Linked DNA regions of Homo sapiens: all the other regions are linked to region 1. A link is a loop called in an ENCODE intact Hi-C map of the cell type or tissue named here. Cell type or tissue: A673. All regions are shown on one strand. Region 1 has its middle 31 kb from the start of MIR3974. Region 2 has its middle 98 kb from the start of RERGL. Region 3 has its middle 420 kb from the start of LINC02378. Region 4 has its middle 39 kb from the start of MGST1.

The links. Peaks named below come from ENCODE experiments on the same cell type or tissue, not always from the same donor. Only the 100,000 strongest peaks of a DNase experiment are listed, where the experiment ranks them.
Region 2: a loop joins it to region 1, with 2.6 times the contacts of the local background. A loop is called at or near these places in 3 of 110 quality-filtered maps.
Region 3: it touches region 1 in a loop (4-fold over the local background); 4 of 110 quality-filtered maps call a loop at or near these places.
Region 4: a loop joins it to region 1, with 4 times the contacts of the local background. A loop is called at or near these places in 22 of 110 quality-filtered maps.

The regions. Positions count from the first base shown.
Region 1 is chr12:17,641,143-17,643,642 of GRCh38, reverse strand. No RefSeq gene overlaps it. Among named protein-coding and RNA genes, the nearest start is that of MIR3974, 31 kb to the left of the region's middle. In A673, a CTCF peak has its summit at 1,429 (motif pointing right); a DNase peak (open chromatin) is centred at 1,432; H3K4me3 peaks cover 674 bases; H3K27ac peaks cover 885 bases.
Region 2 is chr12:17,991,069-17,993,568 of GRCh38, reverse strand. No RefSeq gene overlaps it. Among named protein-coding and RNA genes, the nearest start is that of RERGL, 98 kb to the left of the region's middle. In A673, a CTCF peak has its summit at 1,319 (motif pointing right); a DNase peak (open chromatin) is centred at 1,338.
Region 3 is chr12:17,163,097-17,165,596 of GRCh38, reverse strand. No RefSeq gene overlaps it. Among named protein-coding and RNA genes, the nearest start is that of LINC02378, 420 kb to the left of the region's middle. In A673, a CTCF peak has its summit at 1,367; no DNase peak of the experiment used is centred here.
Region 4 is chr12:16,385,114-16,387,613 of GRCh38, reverse strand. It overlaps a transcript of MGST1 not described here. Among named protein-coding and RNA genes, the nearest start is that of MGST1, 39 kb to the right of the region's middle. In A673, a CTCF peak has its summit at 1,393 (motif pointing left); a DNase peak (open chromatin) is centred at 1,323; H3K27ac peaks cover 850 bases.

The sequences.
Region 1 (2,500 bases):
TAAAGACCTGCTCATATGACTGTAGGGTAAGGGTAAAGAAAGTGTCAGAGCTTTTCTCCTTGCTTCTTTAGCAATAGTGGTATCTGCTTCAAAGCTTCCCCTTCACCTAGACTGGTCTACCATGTATAGGCTTCTTTTGGGTGGCCTTGGTCTCTTCCTGTGTGTACTGTCAGTTCTGTCCTTTGATGATCAAGTAGAGGAGTGGTAGCAGCTTCTTGTACTTCCCAGCTTTTGAGTTAGGGTTTCTAATGCATTTCATGACTTGTATCCTAATCTCCTGTATGAAATTCCTTCTCTTTAAGAACGTAGATAAATCACTCCAAGCTGCTATTTCCTATTGTACCTTGGTTGATATACCACCCAAGTATTGTCTGAATTACCATTGGATAACTCCGTTATACTTTTCCATTACTTCTTTAAAATGTATATTGTCCATTTTTCTTTATAACAGGATTTCTGCACCACACTGCTTATGATAAAGATCTGCATGTAATATAAATTCACTGTGTAGAATGATGTTTTGAGATATGCAACAGGAATAGCTGACGATATTGCCAATTTTTGTGATGTGAGGCTGAAGTGGTAAAAATATTTCTGACATTTCTGATATTCTGATAACATTTCTAATCTTTTATTATATTAGTATATAATATATAACATACTAATATATATATTTGCTTTGTATTGCCACAAGCTTGCGCACTTCTAATCTTTATTTCTGTGCTCTAAACACCAATCCTACTTCAAGTCAGTGGTCACCTATTTCTTCAGAAAATTAGTAAATAAATTAATTCTCCCTTGAAATTGCCTCAGGAAACCAGAAGGGATGCTCTGTTTCTGTCTAAACATTTCCAAGGACATTGGCTCATTTGCCCTACTTGATGAACAGTCAACTATAATCTCTGGGTGGCTCATTCTTTTCTGTACAATGCAAAGTATAAAGAAAAATTGGGGGAAAAGCCCACAACACAAACAATTACCACAATCATCACATTTAGGACCCAGAAAGCAACAAATTAGCAGACAAAACACAGAGCTTATCTCAGGTTTCTTCTCATCTGTCTTTCTAACCCATCTCTACTTCTTTTTTTTCCCGTTTTACTCTGTGGAAACCAGTGAATCTACTATATGAAATAACAACAGAAAGTCTGAAATCACAGAAAAAGAGATGCTATCGTGGATTTGCATATACAAGTTAAATAAGTTGTATTTCTCCAAAGCATTCATTGGATTTTATCATCTACTCTGTTCCTTGTTGATTAAGGACGTTTTTTAATAAGCAATATTTTCCTTCTGTTAGGACATGTTTATGTTGCAAGGAGGACTAACACAATAGGAAAATCAATTTTGACTGCTTGCTACGTTGTTTGAGGAGCCCTCTGCAGTTTCTTTCCCGAGAACCAGCGGATAGATTTCTACAAGGTAGCCACTAGGTGGCAGCAGCAATGTAAAAGCACCACCGGCTGTAACTGGCAAATTACGAAGTTGTAGATTGTTTTTTTTGCTTCATCATTTTTGTTTTGCTTCTTTAGAAAACACACACACACACACACACACACACACACACACACACACACACACGCAACACACAAGAAAACTTGTATTACTTATGAAAAGAACGATTAAAAATAACAGTTGAATGTGTTCTGCTTTTTTATGCAAAGGTGAAAGTGAGCAGAGCTTAAATCAGGGACTCTCACGGGTGCCTGATGCTTCCAGACGCGAAGGTGCAAGAATAAACCAAACATCCTCTCAGGTATTTATCATCTAGACCAATTTTAACTTAGTATTTAACACTTGGACTCTTATATAATGGGGAAACTAGCAAAGCAAATCAACCCCCTTTTGGGGGACAGAAAGTTGTATGTTGTTAGAGCCACCACATAGAGTCCAGCATCTTCCACAATATTCAGAATACTCCTAAACTATTTTAAGAACCATTACATGGCACATGTATACATATGTAACTAACCTGCACGTTGTGCACATGTACCCTAAAACTTAAAGTATAATTAAAAAAAAAATAAAATATAATCAAATCTAGATAATTTCCTGTAATTAAATGAAAGCATGTTTTTGTTAATAAAATATTATAAACTCAAAAAAGAACCATTACAAAGCTAGAATCATTCAACAGCACAGTAATATTAAAAAAGTTTATTTTAATGAAATAGGACATATGACATACCTATGTAAAGTGAAATTTTAAAAAGACAACAGGTTATCACATTTACTATAATTTGTTATTTTTTCTCTTAAGCTAATGCATATATTTTGTAAATAAGACCTACACAATATATATATACACGTATATATATATATATATACGTGTATATATATAAAAATATTATAAAGGGTAAAAACCATGACAATGAATTTAGTTAAACCAAATCACACTATTAATACCCAATGACTTTTTTCAGTATCAAAATATAATTTCCAAAGAAACATATAGTTTATTTTATGTAATATATGTTTTATTTTTCCAAAGTAAAGTAGT
Region 2 (2,500 bases), 350 kb before region 1:
TAGATTATTTGCTTAGAAAAATACCAAAATTTTTCTTCTCTGTTTCCATTAAAATGTAAGAAAATAATATAGTTTTTGAAGCAGGAGCTCTTTAAGAATTCAAAGAACTTGGAAAACAAGCCATTTCCCACAGTTTTAGGCTTAACGGGGATATAGAACATTTCAATATTTCTAATTAAACCGACAGAGTAGGTGATGATAACATCTGTTTTTCTGTAATAAAACCTATTGATGTTGCTGACCTGAATGTTTCTTATCTGCAATAGACAACAAATGAAGATAAGCCAAGTTTAAAAGGAAGAAAATGGAGAAAATGTCACCACCAAATAGCTAGTTTTATAAGTTTAAGATTAATTACTCCCCTAGATTTTTTTCAAGAAACTTTTATTTAACAAACATTAGTTCAATGAATCAATAGGAATATTTCAGAGTGTTCAAGAGATATTTGAATACAGATAAGAAATGTGCTACAGTTGTCTCTTGTATCTCTCAAAAACATATTCTGGTAAAAGATTTAGTCTCCTCAATTGAACCCAATTTTTAAGTCGCAAGTAAATGGAAATTTTAACCCATTTGTACCCACTCGAACATTTTTCAACTTTTGTTTTTGGTGTGTTCGTCAAAGACAGGGAAAAATAAAAATAAAAAGCTTAGAGGAATAACTAGATAACACTGCTAATCATACATGCAGTAATTGAAATGGAGCCACTTTCTGTCTAACCCTCAAAAACCGACCAAAAAAGTACACCCTTAAGAAATAAATCTAGCTCTAATAAACAAAGTGGTTTGCAATGTTTGAAATTAAAGAAGCTTTTTTTTAAAATACAGAAACAAATGTTTCATAAAAATCAGTCTTGTTTCTAATCAGAGGATTGAATCTGTAATCATCGCCAACTCCTGCAGTTTGACTATAAGATGAAGGCAGTGTCAACAGATGTGTCTAAGCAAAACAAACACACGAAGAGCTAGTCCTTTTAAACATCTCAGAAGTAAATTAAGCATGAAAAACATAATGCTAACTTAACTTGTAATTGTGACAATCAGAACCAAAAATTATATCCAGGCTGGGCAAGCAGCACGTGCTCTTCCGTCTCTGTAATGATGCTGTTTATTTTCTCATTTTTATATTTTTTTCCCACTAAAGCAAATATTTCATATAGCGTTTGTATTCTTTTTATTACTATCAGGTTTGCATTCGGTTTCCACAATATTTAATTTCTACACAAGATTGTCTTGTCTTTTGACCTTTTGGGATGGATTGCAAGTAAAAACAGTGTTTGAAATGGGTAATTTATGCAAAAAATGAGGAATATGGAGGTCGGCCACTAGGGGGAGAGCAAATACAGTTCTGTGATAGCTGGAGAAAGGGAACTAACATGTTATTGAGTCTACTTTCTGTGGTCCTTGAGGTTTGCCATTTTTACATATGTTATTAATAATTATGAAATTCTTACAATAGCTTTGAGGGTAGGAGTCATTTACCCTATTTAAGGCTAACTAGCTTTTATGATGCTCCAGAATGTTGTGATTAGTGCAGCAGAAAGAGTTAGCAAATGCTGGAGCTTAAATTCCAATCCAGGCATATATTCTTACTCCCTAGCCAGAGTTGCTGGTATTTTCTGATAATAGCAGGGAGAAATTGAAAAACATGATGACAACAGTGGGGGAAAAAAAGAGTTCTTGTTATTTCCATTGTTTTCTGACACCTCCTCCCCAACACACGCATGTAAACATCTGCACACACATGTACTTGCACACGCCCACACTAAGACCAGTGATTCTCTGTGTGAGTGAGACCCACCAGAAATGGGCAGGGAGGAAATCACTAGAGGTGGGATCAGGAGTAGTAACCTGCAAGCCACTGGCCAGAGTCTTCCATTGTGAGTGATCCCCTGATAGAAATGGGGTCAACATTGAAAGTCAGAGCAGACAGGAGCAGAGGTGAGAAGACATGCTCAATTTTCTGCAATTGTGAGAGAAGCAGAGATATTTTTGACAGTTGAGGATTTGGATACATTTAGCTTCCATTACGCCTTAGATATTTTTAATGTTTGTGGTTTTGTTATAATCTTGCTTTAACAATGTCTATAAATGTGTAGTTTTAAGTTGTTTAAAATGTTATCTTTTTCAAGTTATGTTGGGTGAAATTCAATGTTAAATGAGGTGGTATATCAAATTATTGTCACCTTGTAACAAAGCTTGATGGATAAAGGTCAATTTGCTATGGAAATGTTCTAAACATTTTCTCTATTAGAATACCAGGTTTTCTTTCAGTCTTCATGTAGGAAAGAGATAAGGATACATCTGACATCTTACATTTGACAATAGCTAACTTATTTTTCCCTAGGTTGTGCCACGTTAGATTACAGAAAGTTTTCTAGTTACTGATTATAACTGGAATTATTTTTATTAGGCATAAATTAATTTTAAAAAACTAATTTGAGTGTAGTTTCTTTAGACTTCAGAGTAACCTGACAGCCATCTGAAAGTTAAAGAAATT
Region 3 (2,500 bases), 480 kb after region 1:
TTTCAAATGACTGATTTAATGTGTGAATTTTTTAATTAAAAAATAATTAGGGAAAATTCAGTTAAAATAGAAATCTCTCAAATGCATTCAGATATCCAAACCAAAGCAGTAAAGCCTATAGATTATGCACACTGATTTTGATATCAGACAGACCTGGTTTGAATCACAATTTCATCACAAATGAACTGGTGGTTTTGGAAAAGGAAAATTTATGTTGATTTCTTCTGCTGTAAAACAGGGATAATACTGGGACAACCTCTTGTCCCCGTATTGCTTAGCATATCTCAGCTCATATTAAGTGTTCAATAAATATTATTTATTGTTGTTGCTATTGCTATTGTTATGTGTGTGATACATTAATCTACCTAAAAAGAAGATTGATTGCGTTAATATATCAGAACTATATTTAAATTAAATTTAAATCAACTTAAAATATTTCTTATCTGCTTTCAGTTATTCCTTGATATCTATTTATGGAGAATTGCTTGTGGGACACCTGTGGATACCAAAATTAGTGGATGCTCAAGTCCAGTAGAAGAAATGGAGTACTATTTCCATATAATCTATGCATATCCTCCCTTACACTTTAAATCATGTCTTGATTATTTATAATAGCAAATATAATGTAAATGTGCTATAAATAGTTATTATTCTGTACTTTTTGTGTGTACTTTTAAAATTGACTTATTTTTAATTTTCTTTAAATACTTTTGATTTGCGGTTGGTTGAATCTGAGGCTATGAAAGCTACAGACGTACTCAGAAATACACTATCTTTATGATGTCTTTTAATTTTCATAGTGTACTTTGAATACACCATTACATCTGCTTTGAATATATTTTTATAGAATTATGACCTTTGAACTGTTGGACATTTCTTATTTTCTTGATTTGACAAGTTCAGTGTTAACAGAATGCCTGATCAGGTTTCAGTTTTAAAAGCCATCTCTTCAGGTAAGTTTTCTCAGACTATTACATTCAAAATAACAACTTATTTTGCACTTATTTATTGTCAACTCCAACAGATTATAAACCCCATAAAGAAAGGGACACATTTTGTTCACTAATATGTTTACAGAACTTAGTTACCTGGCATTCAGTATAAAAAATACTTTTTTGTGGAATGAATAAATGAGGTAATCATATATAATAGACTTGCAGTTAATAGAAAAGGGGCTCACAAAAGACAGAATTTTTATCTATACACATTTTTTTTGGGTTATGCTGCTACCTTGACTTTTAAGAAGATACACATTTTATTCTGATGAAACTTATGAAAAAGAGCTAGTCAAAATTTTGTTATGAAAATATCTCATATACATTTAAAAGGGAGAAAAATATTCACAATGCCATACCACCATCTAGGGATAATAATAGCTAATAACATTTATTGTGCACTTGCTTAGTGCCAAGTCCTGTGCTAAGCATATCATTCACATAGTTATTCTATTTTATGTTCCATAAAACTGTAAAGTACAGGCTATTATCATCATCTTTTAGATGAGAAAACTGGGATACAAATGGAGTAAGTAAATTTTCAAAGCTACATAATTAAAGTGGTAAGACAAGATTTCAAACTTAGAATATTTACAAACCTTAGCCTTTAACCCTATATTATGATGTTAAAATATTTTTGCCTATTTCATACATTTGCAGACTTCCTTGCAGTTTATTTTCGAAGCTATGTGGTTCCTTATAATAACAATTCTGAGCATTCCCTTCTGAATTATGTATCCTTCAACATTGCATTTTTAAATTGATACTTTTTAACAATTCCTCTTTTTGCAGGACACTGAGATTATTTCCTCTTTTGAGAACTGTAGTGAGGCATTGGTTAGTTTATCAGGGTAGTATGATTGAAGCAAAGCCATTCGCTATATTAAAAGAGTATGAGCATTTTTAAAAATCTCGGTTTTTGTTGCCAAATGTTTTTGAAATGTATACGTTTTACCTCTGGGATCATTGTTTAAAGTACCTATTTTATATGCCTTTGGTAGTCTTTTGGCATAAATATTTTTCATAAATCATAGTTTCAAAAGTGAAAAATAGTGTCTCAATATTTTAGTTTTTATGTTTAGCATGGTTTTTATACCTTTACTGTTTTTCAAATTGTTCTTTTTTAAATTGCCTGTTTCAATCCTTTCCCAACAGTTTTTCTTTCACAGTTACTTGTTTTCAATTTTATTTATGACAGTAGTATTTCTCCATCATACAGATTAAATTTTTTAAATTCTAGCCCAATTGTGGATTTTACTTTTGTTTACTATATTTGGTGATATGCAGAAATTGTAGCTCATTTTTTTTATGTTATTTCGGTACTTAAAAGTTCTTCTCTAGGACAAAATCTATTCTACTTTTATTTATGTCTAATATATTTAATTATTCAAATATAAAATCTAGTACAAATGTATAATTATTGCAATTAATTATTTGTTACATCATCATGTATTGACATATATATATTCCCTAAGAGATTTTAATGATATCATTTTTATTTGGAC
Region 4 (2,500 bases), 1.3 Mb after region 1:
CGGAGCTTGCAGTGAGCCGAGATAGCCCCACTGCACTCCAGCCTGGGCAACAGAGCGAGACTCCATCTCAAAAAAAAAAAAAATGGTATACCTGTATAGGGCATTTATCATGAATGGAGCTTGCAGGATTGGAAGTCACTGTGGGTGAGTCAGTGAGTGAGTGGGCAGTGAATGCGAAGGCCTAGGACATTACTTGTTCGCTTTTCTATGACTTGCAACCCAGTAGGTTGGTGTGCACCAGCATCAACATAAAGAGGGGAGTAATGCTTTGCACTATAATGTTAGGACAGCTATGACATCACTAGGTGATAGAAATTTTCCAGCTGTATTATTATCTTATGGGTCCACAGCCATATATATGCTCCATCATTGACCAAAATGTCATTATGCAATGCATGACTGTGCTGTTTTTTTTCCCATTTATACATGTATGTCATGCACTATGATAAAGTTTAATTTATAAATTAGGCACAATAAAATAAAGATTATAAAGTTTGTAAAGTTTAATTTACAAATTAGGCACAGTAAAAGATTTAACAGCAATAACTAGTAACTAATAATAAAATAGAACAATTATAATATGCCAGCATTACTACTCTTGGACTTTGGGGCCATTATTAAGTAAAATACATGAACACAAACACTGCAATGCCACTACAATCGATCTGATCACCAAGCTGGCTGCTAAGTGACTGACAGGGTGGACAGTGTATATTGTGCAGAGACGCTTGATAAAAAGATAATTCACATCCCAGGCCGGATGGAGTTGGAAGTAGATTTCATCACTCTACTTAGAGTGGCACACAATTTAAAACTTACGAGTTGCTTATTTCTGGAAATTTCCATTTAATATTTTTGAACTGCAAGTGACCATAGGTAACTGAAATTGCAGAAAGGAAAACTGAGACAAAGGGGGCCTACTGTACACAGTTTGGGTGTTCGCAAACTCACACAGTGAGCGGCATACTGGTCATATACAGTAACATCAGGCATTGGCCTGCAAAAGATCAGAAGTAAAAACTATTTTTTAAAAGCTAGCTCGTAATTCTTCATGACAGATTGTTTTAGAAGCTTCGGTCTCAGTATTGAGAGTAGGCTGGGAGGCAGGAAAAGTTTAATGATGCAAGTTGGAAAGATCCCAGGACCTCTATAGAGATAATCCTGATTTCTGCACAGTCTGAGTAATTTTCGGCATTGCCATACCCTTGCACTCTAAATCCATGTGCTAGGGCTAAGTTGTGCCGAGTCCTAGCTTGGGTGACATGCCGCTATAAACTGCTTCTTCAGAGCCTGCGGAGCACTTTCCTTCTATCCAGCAGAGTAGAAATAACTTGCCGCGTGTACAGCACTGATGTCCAAAAGAAAAGTCACACAGGGACATCTAGTGGCAATGGGAAATCACCGATCTTCTCCAAAAGAGCTCAAGAATTTCCAAACCACAAACTGCTTGGATACTTTGGACTGGTTTATTGACCAGTGCAAACCTCGCAACCTAGCAAATTTGTCACTGCCTCCGAAGGCAAACAGGCATACAGGGAACTGAAATAGAGCTGGGTAGCCCTGGCCAAAAGGAGCCCACACCTAACGAGCCACTGAAAGACCAAATGAAGCAAAGAGTGAAGGCAGTAGGCAGATTCTTTAGGCAAGTGTGCTGAGAAGAGGGTAGATAGGAGACTCTCATTTTATGGGCAATTACTTCAATACTCTCTAGTTGGCTGTCAAATAGACTTGACTCTTAAGAGGTAGAAAAGACGCAAAACTCCAAAAGAAACTGTATGTATTAAAAGCAGCCCTCCAAACTTGCTGATCTATCAATTAGCATTTGCAGAACTCTTAATGAGAGTTACTTGTGAGCTCCACAGTATCGTGCCAAAGACAAATCAAAGTTAGCCACCCAGATTGAGGAAAAAAAAAAAAAAAAGAAAGCCCTTTGAAAAGAGACGGGCTTCTCCTGGGCTTTGATGGTAGGTCTGAAACTAAAAGAGATACAGTTGCATCAGATTATCATTGTTTGAAACAGACTTTTTCCCAGGCAGATGTGCAAATAAATTGTTAATAAAATAAGTATAAATTTAGCCGGTAAAAATTATAGTGGATTTTACTTGAGAAAAATATTGAAAGCATATAACCACTGATTTTTGCCATTTCTATGTGTAATAAGATCAAATATTATATACAATTCATGCACACAAATGTAGTTTTAAAGAAATCATGTGATTGATGTAACCTCAGAGTTCTTCCTTCACTTCCAACCTCCCTCCACCTAATGACAAAAGAAATTTTAGACTTGCCCCATTCACACTGATTACAATGGTCCATTGCAGCAGAATTCATATTGCAGTTCAAACTATTTCTTATTAAAATTTCTCTTTTCAAGATTCTCCTCCTCTCCAAAATAAAATTTGGGCACAATAAGAACTTTATACTGGGGAGGCGATCTTTAGTTCCAAATTATATTTCTTCCCTGGCTTCTGCTTCTCTGAGTTGCAAATAGTTTCTT